Regions from separate parts of the Mus musculus genome. Here region 2 is linked to region 1. A link is a loop called in an ENCODE intact Hi-C map of the cell type or tissue named here. Cell type or tissue: left cerebral cortex. All regions are shown on one strand. Links, peaks and the distances in the headings refer to the core of each region. The heading gives the core; the rest is flanking DNA.

Region 1 (8,344 bases), core at 155-8,154:
GGGGAATGCCAGGGCCAAGAAGTGGGAGTGGGTGGGTTGGGGAGGAGGTAGCGGGTAGGTTATAGGGGACTTTGGGGATAGTATTTGAAATGCAAATGAAGAAAATATCTAATAAAATTTTTTATAAAAAAAGTATACTCCAGAGAACCAAATGACCCTATTGAAAATGGGGTGCAGAGCTAAGAAGAATTCTCAACTGAGGATTCTCTAGTGGCCGAAAAGCACCTAAAGAAATGTTCAACACCCTTCATCATCATGGAAATCCAAGTGAAAACAACCCTTTGATTCCATCTCACACCAGTCAGAATGGCTAAGATCAAAAACTCAAATGACATCAGATGCTGGCAAAGATGTAGAGAAAGAGGAGCATTCCTCCATTGCTGGTGGGATTGCAAGCTGATACAACCATGCTGGAATTCAGTCTGGCAGCTCCTAAGGAAATTGGACATAGTACTAACTGAGGAGCCAGGTATACTACTTCTAAGCATATACCCAGAAGATTTTCCAACATAAATCAAGGATACATTCTTCACTATATTAATAGCTGCCTTATCTATGATAGCCAGAACCTGGAAATACCTAAGATATCCCTTAACAAAGGAATGCATATAGAAAAATATGGAACATTTACACAATGGAGTACTAATCAGCTATTAGAGGACTTTCAGGGTAGCATTTGAAATGCAAATGAAGAAAATATCTAATAAAATAATGAGCTTCCAAATGCTGACACCATTGCATACACTAGCAAGACTTTGCTAAAAGGACCCAGATATGGCTGTCTCTTGTGAGACTATGCCGGGACCTGGCAAACACAGAAGTGGATGCTCACAGTCAGCTATTGGATGGATCACAAGGCCCCCAATGGAGGAGCTAGGGAAAGTACTCAAGGAGCCGAAGGGATCTGCAATCCTATAGGTGGAACAACAATATGAACTAACCAATACCCCTCCTGGAGCTTGTGTCTCTATCTGCATATGAATCAGAAGATGGCCTAGTTGGCCATCAGTGGAAAGAGAGGCCCATTGGTCGTGCAAACTTTATATGCCTCAGTACAGGGGAACGCCAGGGCCAAGAAGTGGGAGTGGGTGGGTAGGGGAGTGGGTGGGGGAGCGTGTGGGGGACTTTTGTGATAGCATTGGAAATGTAATTGAAATAAATAGCCAATAAAAATATGGAAAAAAAAGAAACAACGACTTCATGAAATTCACAGGCAAATGGATGGAACTAGAAAATATCATCCAGAGTGAGGTACCCCAGTCACAAAAGAACACACATGGTATGTACTCACTGAGAAGTGGATATTAGGATAACAGCTTGGCATACCAACAATAATCCTCACAAACCTTATGAAGCTCAAGTGAAGAAAGACCAAAGTTTGTATGCTTCACTCCTACTGAGAAGTGGGGAAATAATAAGAGGAGGTAGAGGAAGTGAGGGATTTGAGAGGGAGAAAGAAAGGGGAAGGAAAAGGGGGCAGGATCTGTAGCCATCTGAGGCCACATGAACTGGGTTCCTGAATGGGAGGCTGGAGCTGTAAAGGAGGGAACAGCGAGAGAAGGAAAGAGACCAAGACAAATTTCTGATCATGGCCAGATGTGTACTAGCAGTCTGTGCTTATAAAGTGGGGAAGCCCATCTTCAGCCACACCAGGCTTCTTGATGCTTCCTTGCTAAGTTGTTAGCACTAGTCTGACAGAGCTGTTAGCATTCGGTCGCCAATTCCACAGGTTGTCAGCTATCTCAGGGATATTTCAGGTAGTCAGGTTCAGCCTCTCAGAGGTAGTGACATCTTGGAGAAGAGCAGCAGCAAGTGACAGAACAATAGAACCATCTATGTCAGAAGGCTCCACCCCAGGTGGTCTCATTCACAGTGGCAGCAAGGTCTGAATCAGCCTGCTTCAAGGCTGGGGGAGGCTAAAAGGAACCAGTGTGGAAGGTGACAGGGGAGAAGGACAGAAGGTCAGAAAATTGAACAAAGGTGTGTAGCAGTGGGAAATGGCAAACTGGGGGTAGCCATCAGGATGTCACAGATTCCAGGAAAGCAAGAGTCTCCCAGGATCTAATGGGGATGGTGTCAGCTGAAATAGTCAACAAAGAGAGAGAACCTGTAGATACCATATCCAGAGGTTAGGCATGTCTAAAGGAAATAAAGTGTGGAACAGAGATTTAAGGAAATGACATACAGAAACTGTCCCACTTGGGGATCCATCTCATATGCATTTACCAGACCCACACAGTATTGGTGATGTCAAGAAGCTCTTGCAGACAGGAGACTGGGATGGCTGTCTCCTGGAAGACTCTGCCAGAGCCTGACCAAATCAGATGTGGATGCTTGAAGTCAACCATCAGATTGATCAAGGGAACCCAATATAGGAAATTAGGGAAAGGGCTGAAGGAGTTGAAGGGGTTTATACCCCACAGGAAGAACAATATCAACCAACCAGGGCCCCTAGAATTTCCAAGTACTAAACCACCACCAAAGAGTACACATGAAGGGGACCCATGACTCCATCTGCATATGTATCAGAGGATGGACTTATCTGGCACTAATGAGAGGGCCGACCCTTGATCCTGTGAAGGCTCAGTTCCTCTCCATAGGGAAACACTAAGGTGGTAAGGCAGAAGAGGGTGTGGGGGAACACCCTTATAGAAGCAGGATGAGTGGCAGATGGAATAGGGAACAATAAAAATAATTAAAAAAAAAGAGTTTGGAGTTTCTCCCTGGGCATTCTTGCTAAGGTCTGGATAATTAATCTTTGTTCTGTCAGTAGTATTGACCCCCCAAATCACCCATTCCTATCACTGGGCCTCTCTGCTATTTGCATGATGCCATATCACCAATGCTTTCATCAGCTGCTGCCTTCAAGAGAGAGAAAGAGAGAACTTGTGCTGGGCAGGCTTCCTGTACATTTGTCTTTTTTCTAGGTTTCTATAAAGGCATTATGTAGATAGTCCTTAGTGGATTTTATCACCTTCATAATGTTGCATTTAAAAAATTTGCTTGTACTTCAGCTGTGTTGGAATATGCTATAGTTGGATAGCTGGGCTCCAGTGTTACCATATTGCCCTGATTGTTTTTAATGGTGTTCTTATACTTGCCTCTAGTCATTTGGCTATGGGATAATTTTAGAAGTTTAGTTGCAAGTTTCTGATTTTTTTCTTTGACAAATGAGTTTTTTTTCAAGGTTTCTCTTTCTGCTTTAGTGTTTTTGAGCTGCCTGTTTTCTAGTGGCCAGAGTATCTTCAGATCTAATAAGGATTTGGGGTTTTTGTGGCTCGAGTGACCTCTGGGGCTCTCAAGTTCCCTCAGGGTTTCTGGGATTGAGAAAAATGCCATGGTCACTGGGGTTCTGGATACCAATGTGTCTTCAGGGGTTCTGGTTTGGTTTTTGGGGTTTCTAGTAATGATTTGTCCTCTATGAGGCCGTCAGACTTCAGCTGGGTTTTGAGCTGGGATTTGGAAGCTCTGGAAGATGCTCCCATTGAAGAATTCTGGGTATAACATAAGGAGTTTTATTGGGCTGTGCACATTATATTGACTGAAATTATTAGCACCAATGTTTCTTACTGTATACCTGGAGTCTGGTGCCAGAGTTTTGGGCAACAATTTTTTTTTACCTACTTTAAAGTAGATTTCCCATTATTGGTGTATGCTCCATGCCCCCTGTTGGTGCAGTGCTGCTCTGCAAGGAGGTTTTTGTCTGGGCTCACAGTGAAGACTCCACACTGTGTCTCTTGCACAGTAATATGTGGCTGTGTCCTCAGTAGTCACAGAATTCAATTCCAGGGAGAACTGGTTCTTGGATGTGTCTCGAGTGATAGAGATTCGACTTTTGAGAGATGGGTTGTAGTACTTGCTACACTGTAGCTTATGTAGCCCATCCACTCCAGTTTGTTTCCTGGAAACTGCCGGATCCAGTTCCAGTCATAACCACTGGTGATGGAGTAGCCAGTGACAGTGCAGGTGAGGGAAAGTGACTGAGAAGGTTTCACCAGGCCAGGTCCTGACTCCTGAAGCTGCACATCAGACAGGATACCTTCAGAGAAGAAGATTCAATTCTGTTAATGACACATTTAAAAAATACATCATGGACACATGTATGAAATGTCAACACTCACCAGGAAAGGCTGTGAACAGCCACAAAAGAATCAGCACGCTCATCTTTTAGGCTACACCCCCTTATCTTCAGAAATCAGCCTCCAGTGAGAGCAATGTGACCCCTACATCCAAGGAGGGGATTTAACATAGAGCTAGAAGATGCATTTGCATGTAGGAACCAGCCTTGCCTTCATAATTGGCGAGGTGGCTACTGACTGCACTTGGTTATTAAATTAGATCATCACTATCCCTGTTTTCCTATAGTGAGAGTATGGCATAAGAAAGAATGAGGATAATAGCAATTATAGGAAACACATCTAGATATGATCCTGCCATCTCTTCCTAGACCAACCTTTTGGTCCTGTGTTTTTAATGTCTTAGGTCAGTGCCAACTTATTTTTTCACACTTGGATTCCTATTTTCTTGCTTTATTTTTTTAAATTTAATTTTATTTGTAATTCTTTTTTTTACACTCCATATTCCATTCCCACCCCTCCACATCCACCCTCTGATTGCTCCACATCCCACATCTCCTCCCAGCCCCACACTGTCTCCACGTGGATGCCAACACCCCCCACCCCACCTGACCTCTAAACTCCCTGGGGCCTCCAGTCTCTTGAGGGTTAGGTGAATCATCTCTGAATGAACACAAACCTGAAGGTTTTCTGCAGTATGTGTGTTGGGGGCCTCATATCAGCTGGTAATGCTGTCAGTTTGGTGGTCTAGTGTTTGAAAGATCTCAGGGGTTCAGATTAATTAGGACTGCATGCTCTCCTTCAGAATCTCCCTTCTCCTCAGCTCCTTTCTGCTTTCCCTAATTGAACACCAGGGGTCAGCTGCTTCTGTCCATTGCTTGGGTGAAAATAACTGCATCTGATTCTTTCAGCTGCTTGTTGGGTCTTTTGGAGTGCAGTCATGATAGATCCCATTTTGTGAACATTCCATAGCCTCAGTAATAGTGTGAATGGGGTCAGGGGGCAGTAAGGGTTAGAGCGGAACCTGGTCTGATATTGGGTGAGGGAAAATGACTGAAGCCCTGAAGGCCAGCAGAAAGAATATAAACAGGCAGTCTCAGGAAATAGAAAATTGGGGTGACCCTCCCCCTCAGAATGCACCAGAGACCTGGGAGGTGAGAGACTCCAAGGAATCATAGGGAGGGACCTTTGAAGAAATGCTCCACAGAAGGGAGAGTGAACTTATAGAAACCACCTCCAGTATGAAGACAGGGCATCATGTCAGGGATGGGATTGACATCCCACAGTCATATCTCTGATCCATAATTGTTCCTGTCTGAAAAAAATTACAGAGATGGAAATGGAGAGGATCCTGAGGAAAAGAAGGTCCAGCAATAGGCCCAAAGTGGGATCCAGCTCAAGGGAAGGTCCCAAGGCCCCAAACTATTACTGAGGCTATAGAACGCTCACAAAACTTTTTCTTGCTTTCTTATTAGTAAGTCCACTCTGTTACTAGTTTTCTTCTCTCTTCCCACTCATAATATGCATTCCCATCTTTCCTAAATCATGGTACACTGTCTTATTGTTGTTGCACCGATGATCTGGTAGTATATTTCCAGTAGAGAGTCCTGGCAATTCAGATTACATTTGTAATTTTACCTTTTGGGAGACCATACAGACAAAAATCCAAAAGTACTACCACAGGTTAAACCAATCATGCATTATGTTTCTGCTTTCACCAATTACTCATTAGCATTTTGTGTCATTTGTTTCCTTAATAAATGTCATTGGCTTGGATTAGATGAAATTTCAAACTACTCTCTTAATTTACATTTTCATGATAGATCAACATTTTGAAAACATGTAAATATATGTAGTATTCTTTTTTATGCTCTTTTACATTTTACAAAGAAACTGCAATTTTTCAAAATATCTGCCCATTGAATCAATCCATGATCGGCGTTTCAAAGGACGAGTGTATAATTCAGTGGGTTATGTAGACAAATCAGTCAATATCATATTGTGCCTTTTTATCTAATCTTACTTTATATCAAGGATGGAATGTTCTCTCTCTCTCTGATTTATTACAGTCCGTCAGCTCTGACTATCTGCTGGAGCATTTTGCAATGCTCTATCAATTTTTCTGAGGGTCAGAGCAACATAAGCACAGATTTAGGAACATTGCAATGACTGTGTAGTATGGGAAGGGCTGGAATCTTCCTGATTATAATGTGCTCCTTTAAAAATCCCAGCTCAGTAGAATTCTGACAAGATATCTCGTTTTGGAAAGGATACTGTATGATGAAGCTCCCATGGTTTACAGCAATGGATTGTCTCTATATTATCTTAACAACAGAATGATAATCTCTGGGTCTTTGTCTAGTTATAAAATACCTGAGCCAATAGATTTTATAATCCCCCTACTTGCACCTCTGTCATTTATCATAGTGTGCATGAGATCCACCCTACCAAAAGAGAAATGACAGACTATTAAAATGAGCAAGGAGAAGTAGAATTAAATTTAGGAGGGAAAACCAGCACACACAGGTAATCTCCCACCTTCACACTGCTTTGTCTCCTGAAAGATGAGAGCTCCTATCCTTGTCCACTGTAGGAAGTACATCTAGCTCATCAATGAGACTACCTACTAGTGTGTCATTAAACATCCTAAATTTATTTTATTTTGAAAAACTCCTTTGATGGACATTTTCCTAATGTGTGTATGGGTCTTTATAGAAAATGAAGGCATTCAAAGGTATTAGCAGATCTGTGAAGAAAGTGAGAGCTTTATTCATCTACGTTCAAAGTAGTGTTTCTGGAATTTGTAATTGTTTCCTTAATTTCAGCACCAAAGGCAGCATTTTAACAGTCAGCTTTCACATATTTCAAAATATACACATATTCCTAACAACATTTGAGACACACGTTGCCTAAATTTTTTCTACTTTTGTATTCCTTCAGTTACTCCCTATTTATGCTAGAATGGTGCAATGGGAATATCTGTTTAATCACATAACTAAAGGAATGCCAAAAGCATGTGATTCAGGAGTGAAAGATGCATTCCCTTCAGCCTGAGCAGTTAAGCTGTGGCGTGCAGCACATGTAATTGAGAACAAGTCTCTCCTATTTAAACCCAGAGTATGACCTGACCATTAGACATTGCAGAGGAGAAAGTGTACTCCCATGACAAGAACAATGTCCTATCCTTATAGGATGCACTGTAGGTTCAATGCATACAGGGTGAGTATCTCCCTCTTTCACAGATGACAGATCTCAGTCACAGAGGAAGGCAGAATACAACTGAATTGTTTGTGGAATTTAACATTAGTTATATTATATTCGACAATACTATTTCCAAACAAATATTCTTAGCATATTATACCTTGGGATGTATTTTTCAGCCCTTTACTGAAGGCCTCATAATGACCCCTGACCTGGATTATTCCAAGTGTTTCTGGAATCCCTGGCATGAGTTTCAATCATCAGAGAAATTTGGTAACACCTCCCTGCAACTTCATTTGTTTTTACAAATAATTGTTAGTCTCATGCAGCCTCATCATGAGATCGTGGTGCCCGCAGGGGAGTCTTATCTGCCTTGTTAATGCTATGAGTTTTTTTTTTTTCTGAACAGAATATATCCTGTATTTAAACATGTCCATCAGAATTAAAGACAAATTTATTTGAAACCAATCAGGCAGAATATTTTTACCCTTCCCAATCCTACTCTACTTCTGTTGACCTGAACCTCCTTGTGAGCCCATGTCCTCTGCTGGCCATGAGCACATTTTGGAGAGTATTGTGTCAGACCTCACAATTTACTTTCCTCACTGTATCTCTCACACAGTAACACATGGCAGTGTCCTCACTTCTTAGATTTGTTTATTTGTAGATACAATAAGCTCTTAGAATTGTTCCTGTAGATGGCAAATCTATCCTTCACAGACTCTGCATAGTTTTTACACTCCACTATTATTTTATATCTGCTGACCCACTCTAGCCCCTTCCCTGGGGCTTGGTGAATCCAGTGCATCACTGAAGGTGGATCCAGTCGCTTCAGAAGAGAATTTAATGAACACTCCAGGCTATAACAAGCTGCCTTCAGATTCTACAAGTGGTATCTCATATAGTATGCCTGAAAAACAGAGAGAATCATAGTCAGAAAATTGTTGCATATATTCACTGTCCATCTTATGCATGTCCTCTTACACAGAGTCTCTTTTCTGTTCATTAACTTTTAAAAAGCAACAAGTAAAACATAATAAATAATAATAATACTACTAATAATAAAA
Region 2 (8,344 bases), core at 19-8,018, 71 kb before region 1:
TGAAGAAGCTAGAGAAAGTACCCAAGGAGCTGAAAGGGTCTGTAACCCTATAGGAGGAACAACAATATGAACTATACAGTACACTGCTGATCTTATGTCTCTAGTTGCATATGTAGCAGAGAATGGCTTAGTAGGCCATCAATGGTAGGAGAGGCTTTTGGTCTTGCGAAGATTATATGTCTCAGTACAGGGGAATGCCAGGGTTAGGAAGTGGGATTGGGTGGGTCCACAGACCCTCTGGGTCCCTGGTCTGTGTGGAACAAGATCACTTAGGCAGATGGGCAAAGAGTAGGATGTAGTGACAGACAGCCAAACACGCAAGAGTGGTGTTGGATCTGAATGTAATGTTCTGGTTGAGCTTCAGACTTATATTATAACGAATTATCAGAAGATACAAATCACAAAAAGACAAGATACACTGAGATTCACCAGTTACAGCAGAAAGGAATTTACAGGGACTAATTAAATGTTTACATTAGGGACAACAAGAACTGCCTAGGATCAGCCTAATGCCAGGCAAGAATTTCACACTTTAGGGTTAATAGCATCAGGGGGTTGTTAACTCTTGACAGGCCTTAAGAGTAATGTGTTATTACGGAGCTCTAAATTCTTAGGTCTAGTAAAACTTATCCTGTCTGGAGAGTTCCCCCTTATCAGGGTAGTATATCAACTTGCTCTTGACATGGAATGTAGCCTGTAGTAAAAGATTTCTATCTCAGTGAGACTTTTAGTCTCTTTCTGCAGACAGCTGAGTTAATGGCTAGTGCTTTATTGTTTTATGGTAGTGCTTAATTAGTTACAGAATAGGTTAAACTCCTTGCTGCTAACTGGAATCTAAGAACTCTGGGAAAGGCTTTAGCTATGTTAGAATACAATCTTAAAAGGCATTACAATAAGGTAATATATTATAGAGTGCATGTGGATCCATACACTAGAATAATGTGGATTTGGAAAATTAATTTCATGGGTTAGGGGAATAGCCAAAGATCCAGTAATAAGTTTCCTTGAAACTCTTTCCTCATGAAAAAGCTTTCAGAATTTCATCTGTCAAGCTGACTCCACTAAAGTCTGTGGCAGGTGGGTTGGAGGAGGAGGTAGAGGGTAGGGTATAGGGGACTTTGGGGATAGTATTCTGAACTGAAATTGAAGAAAATATCTAATAAAATTTTTTTATAAAAACACCCTATACTCCAGAGAACCAAATGACACTATTGAAAATGGGGTGCAGAGCTAAAAAGATTTCTCAACTGAGGATTCTCCAGTGGCTGAAAAGCACCTAAAGAAATGTTCAATATCCTTCATCATCAGGGAAATCCAAGTGAAAAGAACCCTTTGATTCCATCTCACACCAGTCAGAATGGCTAAGATCAAAAACTGAAATGACATCAGATGCTGGCAAAGATGTAGAGAAAGAGGAGCATTCCTCCATTGCTGGTGGGATTGCAAGCTGTTACAACCATGCTGGAATTCAGTCTGGCAGCTCCTAAGGAAATTGGACATAGTACTAACTGAGGAGCCAGGTATACTACTTCTAAGCATATACCCAGAAGATTTTTCCAGCATAAATCAAAGACACATTCTTCACTATATTAATAGCTGCCTTGTCTATGATAGCCAGAACCTGGAAATAACTAAGATGTCCCTCAACAAAGGAATGCATATAGAAAAATGTGGAACATTTACACAACGGAATACTACTCAGCTATTAGGGGACTTTCAGGGTAGCATTTGAAATGCAAATGAAGAAAATATCTAATAAAATAATCAGCTTCCAAACGCTGACACCATTGCATACACTAGCAACATTTTGCTAAAAGGACCCAGATATGGCTGTCTTTTGTGAGACTATGCCGGGGTCTGGCAAACACAGAAGTGGATGCTCACAGTCAGCTATTGGATGGATCACAGGGCCCCCAATGGAGGAGCTAGGGAAAATACTCAAGGAGCTGAAGGGATCTGAAATCCTATAGGTGGAACAACAATATAAACTAACTATTACCCCCCCCCCCGGAGCTCATGTCTCTGGATGCATATGAATCAGAAGATGGCCTAGTCAGTCATCAGTGGAAAGAGAGGCCCATTGGTTGTGCAAACTTTATATGCCTCAGTACAGGGGAATGCCAGTGCCAAGAAGTGGGAGTGGGTGGGTAGGGGAGTGGGTGGGGGAGCATGTGGGGAATTTTGGGATAGCATTGGAAATGTAATTGAAATAAATACCCAATAAAAATATGGAAAAAAAAAGAAACAACGACTTCATGAAATTCACAGGCAAATGGATGGAACTAGAAAATATCATCCAGAGTGAGGTACCCCAGTCACAAAAGAGCACACATGGTATGTACTCACTGATAAGTGGATATTAGGATAACAGCTTGGTATACCATCTATAATCCTCACAAAACTTATGAAGCTCAAGTGAAGGAAGACCAAAGTGTGTATGCTTCACTCCTACTCAGAAGGGGGGGGTAATCAGAGGAGGTAGAGGAAGTGAGGGATTTGAGAGGGAGAAAGAAAGGGGAAGGGAAAGGGGGCAGGATCTAATAGAAGTCTGAGGCCACATGAACTGGGTTCCTGAATGGGAGGCTGGAGCTGTAAAGGAGGGAACAGCGAGAGAAGTAAAGAGACCAAGACAAATTTCTGATCATGGCCCGATGTTTACTAGCAGTCTGTGCTTATAAAGTGGGGAAGCCCATCTTCAGCCACGCCATGCTTCTTGATGCTTCCTTGCTAAGTTGTTAGCACTAGTCTGTCAGAGCTGTTCGCATTCAGTCGCCAATTCCACAGGTTTTTCAGCCATCTCAGGGATATCTCAGGTAGACAGGTTCAGCCTCTCAGAGGTAGTGGCATCTTGGAGAAGAGCAGCAGCAAGTGACAGAACAATAGAACCATCTAGGTCAGAAGGCTCCACCCCAGGTAGTCTCATTCACAGTGGCAGCAAGGTCTGAATCAGCCTGCTTCAAGGCTGGGGAAGGCTAAAAGGATCCAGTGTGGAAGGTGACAGGGGAGAAGGACAGAAGGTCAGAAAATTGAACAAAGATGTGTAGCAGTGGGAAATGGCAAACTGGGGGTAGCCATCAGGAAGTCACAGATTCCAGGAAAGCAAGAGTCTCCCAGGATCTAATGGTGATGGTGTCAGCTGAAATAGTCAACAAAGAGAGAGAACCTGTAGATACCAAATCCAGAGGTTAGGCATGTCTAATGGAAATAAAGTGTGGAACAGAGATTTAAGAAAATGGCATACAGAAACTGTCCCACTTGGGGATCCATCTCATATGCATTTACCAAACCCACACAGTATTGGTGATGTCAAGAAGCTCTTGCAGAGAGGAGACTGGGATGGCTGTCTCCTGGAAGACTCTGCCAGAGCCTGACCAAATCAGATGTGAATGCTTGAAGTCAACCATCAGACTGATCAAGGGAAGCCAATATAGGAAATTAGGGAAAGGGCTGAAGGAGTTGAAGGGGTTTATACCCCACAGGAAGAACAATATCAACCAACCAGGGCCCCTAGAATTTCCAAGTACTAAACCACCACCAAAGAGTACACATGAAGGGGACCCATGACTCCATCTGCATATGTAGCAGAGGATGGACTTATTTGGCACGAATGAGAGGGCCGACCCTTGGTCCTGTGAAGGCTCAGTTCCTCTCCATAGGGAAACACTAAGGTGGTGAGGCAGAAGAGGGTGTGGGGGAACACCCTTATAGAAGCCGGATGAGTGGCAGATGGAATAGAGAACAATAAAAATAATTTTTAAAAAAGTTTAGAGTTTCTCCCTGGGCATTCTTGCTAAGGTCTGGATAATTAACCTTTGTTCTGTCAGTAGTATTGACCCCCCAAATCACCCATTCCTATCACTGGGCCTCTCTGCTATTTGCATGATGCCCTATCACCAATACTTTCATCAGCTGCTGCCTTCAAGAGAGAGAAAGAGAGAACTTGTGCTGGGCAGGCTCCCTGTACATTTGTCTTTTTCTAGGTTTCTATAAAGGCATTTTGTAGATAGTCTTTAGTGGATTTTATCACCTTCATAATGTTGCATTTAAAAAAAATTTGCTTGTACTTCAGCTGTGTTGGAATATGCTATACTTGTATAGCTGGGCTCGAGTGTTACCATATTGCCCTGATTGTTTTTAATGTTGTTCTTGTACTTGTCTCTAGTCATTTGGCTATGGGATAATTTTAGAAGTTTAGGTGCAAGTTTCTGATTTTTTTCTTTGACAAATGAGTTTTTTTTTAAGGTTTCTCGTTCTGCTTTAGTGTTTTTGAGCTGCCTGTTTTCTAGTGGCCAGAGTATCTTCAGATCTAATAAGGATTTGGGGTTTTTGTTGCCCAAGTGACCTCTGGGGCTCTCAAGTTCCCTCAGGGTTTCTGGGATTCAGAAAAATGCCATGGTCACTGGGGTTCTGGATACCAATGTGTCTTCAGGGGTTCTGGTTTGGTTTTTGGGGTTTCTAGTAATGATTTGTCCTCCACGAGGCCATCAGACTTCAGCTGGGTTTTGAGCTGGGATTTGGAGGCTCTGGAAGGTGCTCCCATTGAAGAATTTTGGGTATAACATAAGGAGTTTTATTGGGCTGTGCACATTATATTGACTGAAATTATTAGCACCAATGTTTCTTACTGTATACCTGGAGTCTGGTGCCAGAGTTTTGGGCAACAATTTTTTTTTTACCTACTTTAAAGTAGATTTCCCATTATTGGTGTATGCTCCATGCCCCCTGTTGGTGCAGTGCTGCTCTGCAAGGAGGTTTTTGTCTGGGCTCACAGTGAAGACTCCACACTGTGTCTCTTGCACAGTAATATGTGGCTGTGTCCTCAGTAGTCACAGAATTCAACTTCAGGAAGAAATGGTTCTTAGATGTGTCATGAGTGATGGAGATTCGACTTTTGAGGGATGGGTTGTAGTTAGTGCTACCACTGTAGCTTATGTAGCCCATCCACTCCAGTTTGTTTCCTGGAAAATGTCGGATCCAGTGCCAGTCATAACCACTGGTGATGGAGTAGCCAGTGACAGTGCAGGTGAGGGAAAGTGACTGAGAAGGTTTCACCATGCCAGGTCCTGACTCCTGAAGCTGCACATCAGACAGGATACCTTCAGAAAGAAGATTCAATTCTGTTAATCACACATTTAAAAAACACATCATGGACACATGTATGAAATGTCAACACTCACCAGGAAAGGCTGTGAACAGCCACAAAAGAATCAGCACGCTCATCTTTTAGGCTACACCCCCTTATCTTCAGAGATCAGCCTCCAGTGAGAGCAATGTGACCACTACATCCAAGGAGGGGATTTAACATAGAGCTAGAAGATGCATTTGCATATAGGAACCAGCCTTGCCTTCATAATTGTCGAGGTGGCTACTGACTGCACTTGGTTATTAAATTAGATCATCACTATCCCTGTTTTCCTATACTGAGAGTATGGCATAAGAAAGAATGAGGATAATAGCAATTATAGCAAACACATCAAGATATGGTCCTACCATCTCGTCCTAGACCAACCTCCGCACAGACACATTTTTGGTCCTGTGTTTTTAATGTCTCAGGTCAGTGCCAACTTTTTTTTTCACACTTGAATTCCTGTTTTCTTGCTTTCTTTTTTAAAATTTAATTTTATTTGTAATTCTTTTGTTTACACTCCATATTCCATTCCCACCCCTCCACATCCACCCTCTGATTGCTCCACATCCCACATCTCCTCCCAGCCCCACCCTGTCTCCACTTGGATGCCCCCACCCCCCACCCCACCTGACCTCTAAACTCCCTGGGGCCTCCAGTCTCTTGAGGGTTAGGTGAATCATCTCTGAATGAACACAAACCTGAAGGTTTTCTGCAGTATGTGTGTTGGGGGCCTCGTATCAGCTGGTTATGCTGTCTGTTTGGTGGTCCAGTGTTTGAAAGATCTCAGGGGTTCAGATTAATTAGGACTGCATGTTCTCCTTCAGAATCTCCCTTCTCCTCAGCTCCTTTCTGCTTTCCCTAATTCAACACCAGGGGTCATTGCTTGGGTGAAAATAACTGCATCTGATTCTTTCAGCTGCTTGTTGGGTCTTTTGGAGTGCAGTCATGATAGATCCCTTTTTGTGAGCATTCCATAGCCTCAGTAATAGTGTGAATGGGCTCGGGGGGCAGTAAGGGTTAGAGCAGAACCTGGTCTGATATTGGGTGAGGGAAAATGACTGAAGCCCTGAAGGTCAGCAGAAAGAATATAAACAGGCAGTCTCAGGAAATAGAAAATTGGGGTGACCCTCCCCCCAGAATGCACCAGAGACCTGGGAGGTGAGAGTTTCCAAGGAATCATAGGGAGGGACCTTTGTTGAAATGTCCCATAGAAGGGAGAGGGAACTTTTGGAAACCACCTCCAGTAGGAAGACAGGGCATCAAGTCAGGGATTGGGCTGCCATCCCACAGTCATATCTCTGATCCATAATTGGTCCTGTCTGAAAAAAATTACAGAGATGGAAATGGAGAGGATCCTGAGGAAAAGAAGGTCCAGCAATAGGCCCAAAGTGGGATCCAGTTCAAGGGAAGGTCCCAAGGCCCCACACTATTACTGAGGCTATAGAATGCTCACAAAACTTTTTCTTGCTTTCTTATTAGTAAGTCCACTCTGTTACTAGTTTTCTTCTCTCTTCCCACTCATAATATGCATTCCCATCTTTCCTAAATCGTACACGGTCTTATTGTTGTTGCACAGATGATCTGGTAGTATATTTCCAGTAGAGAGTCCTGACAATTCAGATTACACTTGTAATTTTACCTTTTGGGAGACCATTCAGACAAAAATCCAAAAGTACTACCACAGGTTAAATCAATCATGCATTATGTTTCTGCTTTCACCAATTACTCATTAGCATTTTGTGTCATTTGTTTCCTTAATAAATGTCATTGGCTTGGATTAGATGAAATTTCAAACTACTCTCTTAATTTACATTTTCATGATAGATCAACATTTTGAAAACATGTGAATATATTTGGTATTCTTTTTTATGCTCTTTTACATTTTACAAAGAAACTGCAATTTTTCAAAATATCTCTGCTATCTGCCCATCGAATCAATCCATGATCGGCGTTTCAAAGCACGAGTGTATAATTCAGTGGGTTATGCAGACAAATCAGTCAATATCACATTGTGCGTTTTTTATCTAATCTTACTTTATATCAAGGATGGAATGTTCTCTCTCTCTCTGATTTATTACAGTCCGTCAGCTCCAACTATCTGCTGGAGCATTTTGCAATGCTCTATCAATTTTTCTGAGGGTCAGAGCAACATAAGCACAGATTTAGGAGCATTGCAATGACTGTGTAGTATGGGAAGGGCTGGAATCTTCCTGATTATAATGTGGTCCTTTAAAAATCCCAGCTCAGTAGAATCCTGACAAAATATCTCGTTTTGGAAAGGATACTGTATGATGAAGCTCCCATGGTTTACACCAATGGACTGTCTCTATATTACCTTAACAACAGAATGATAATCTCTGGGTCTTTGTCTAGTTATAAAATACCTGAGCCAATAGATTTTATAATCCCCCTACTTGCACCTCTGTCATTTATCATAGTGTGCATGAGATCCACCCCACCAAAAGAGAAATGACAGACTGTTAAAATGAGCAAGGAGAAGTAAAATTAAATTTATGAGGGAAACACCAGCACACACAGGTAAACTGCCACCTTCACACTGCTTTGTCTCCTGAAAGATGAGAGCTCCTATCCTTGTCCATTGTAGGAAGTACATCTAGCTCATCAATGAGACTACCTACTAGTGTGTCATTAAACATCCTAAATTTATTTTATTTTGATAAACTCCTTTGGTGGACATTTTCCTAATGTGTGTATGGGTCTTTATAGAAAATGAAGGCAATCAAAGCTATTAGCAGATCTGTGAAGAAAGTGAGAGCTTTATTCATCTACGTTCAAAGTAGTGTTTTTGGAATTTGTAATTGTTTCCTTAATTTCAGCACCAAAGGCAGCATTTTAACAGTCAGCTTTCACATATTTCTAAATATACACATATTCCTAACAACATTTGAGACACACGTTGCCTAATTTTTTTCTACTTTTGTATTCCTTCAGTTACTCCCTATTTATGCTAGAATGGTGCAATGGGAATATCTGTTTAATCACATAACTAAAGGAATGCTAAAAGCATGTGAGTCAGGAGTGAAAGATGCATTCCCTTCAGCCTGAGCAGTTAAGCTGTGGTGTGCAGCACATGTAATCGAGAACGAGTCTCTCCTATTTAAACCCAGAGTATGACCTGACCATTAGACATCGCAGAGGAGAAAGTGTACTCCCATGACAAGAACAATGTCCTATCCTTATAGGATGCACTGTAGG

Evidence for each region. A loop is a pair of places that touch in the nucleus more often than their neighbours do. Peaks named below come from ENCODE experiments on the same cell type or tissue, not always from the same donor. Only the 100,000 strongest peaks of a DNase experiment are listed, where the experiment ranks them.
Region 2: a loop joins it to region 1, with 14 times the contacts of the local background. A loop is called at or near these places in 26 of 42 quality-filtered maps.

What each region holds. Positions count from the first base shown.
Region 1 is chr12:114,030,070-114,038,413 of GRCm38, forward strand. It overlaps Igh and the pseudogene Ighv3-2. Among named protein-coding and RNA genes, the nearest start is that of Mir7094-1, 440 kb to the right of the region's middle. In left cerebral cortex, for the core only: no CTCF peak of the experiment used is centred there; a DNase peak (open chromatin) is centred at 5,106.
Region 2 is chr12:113,959,599-113,967,942 of GRCm38, forward strand. It overlaps Igh and Ighv3-1. Among named protein-coding and RNA genes, the nearest start is that of Adam6a, 420 kb to the left of the region's middle. In left cerebral cortex, for the core only: no CTCF peak of the experiment used is centred there; no DNase peak of the experiment used is centred there.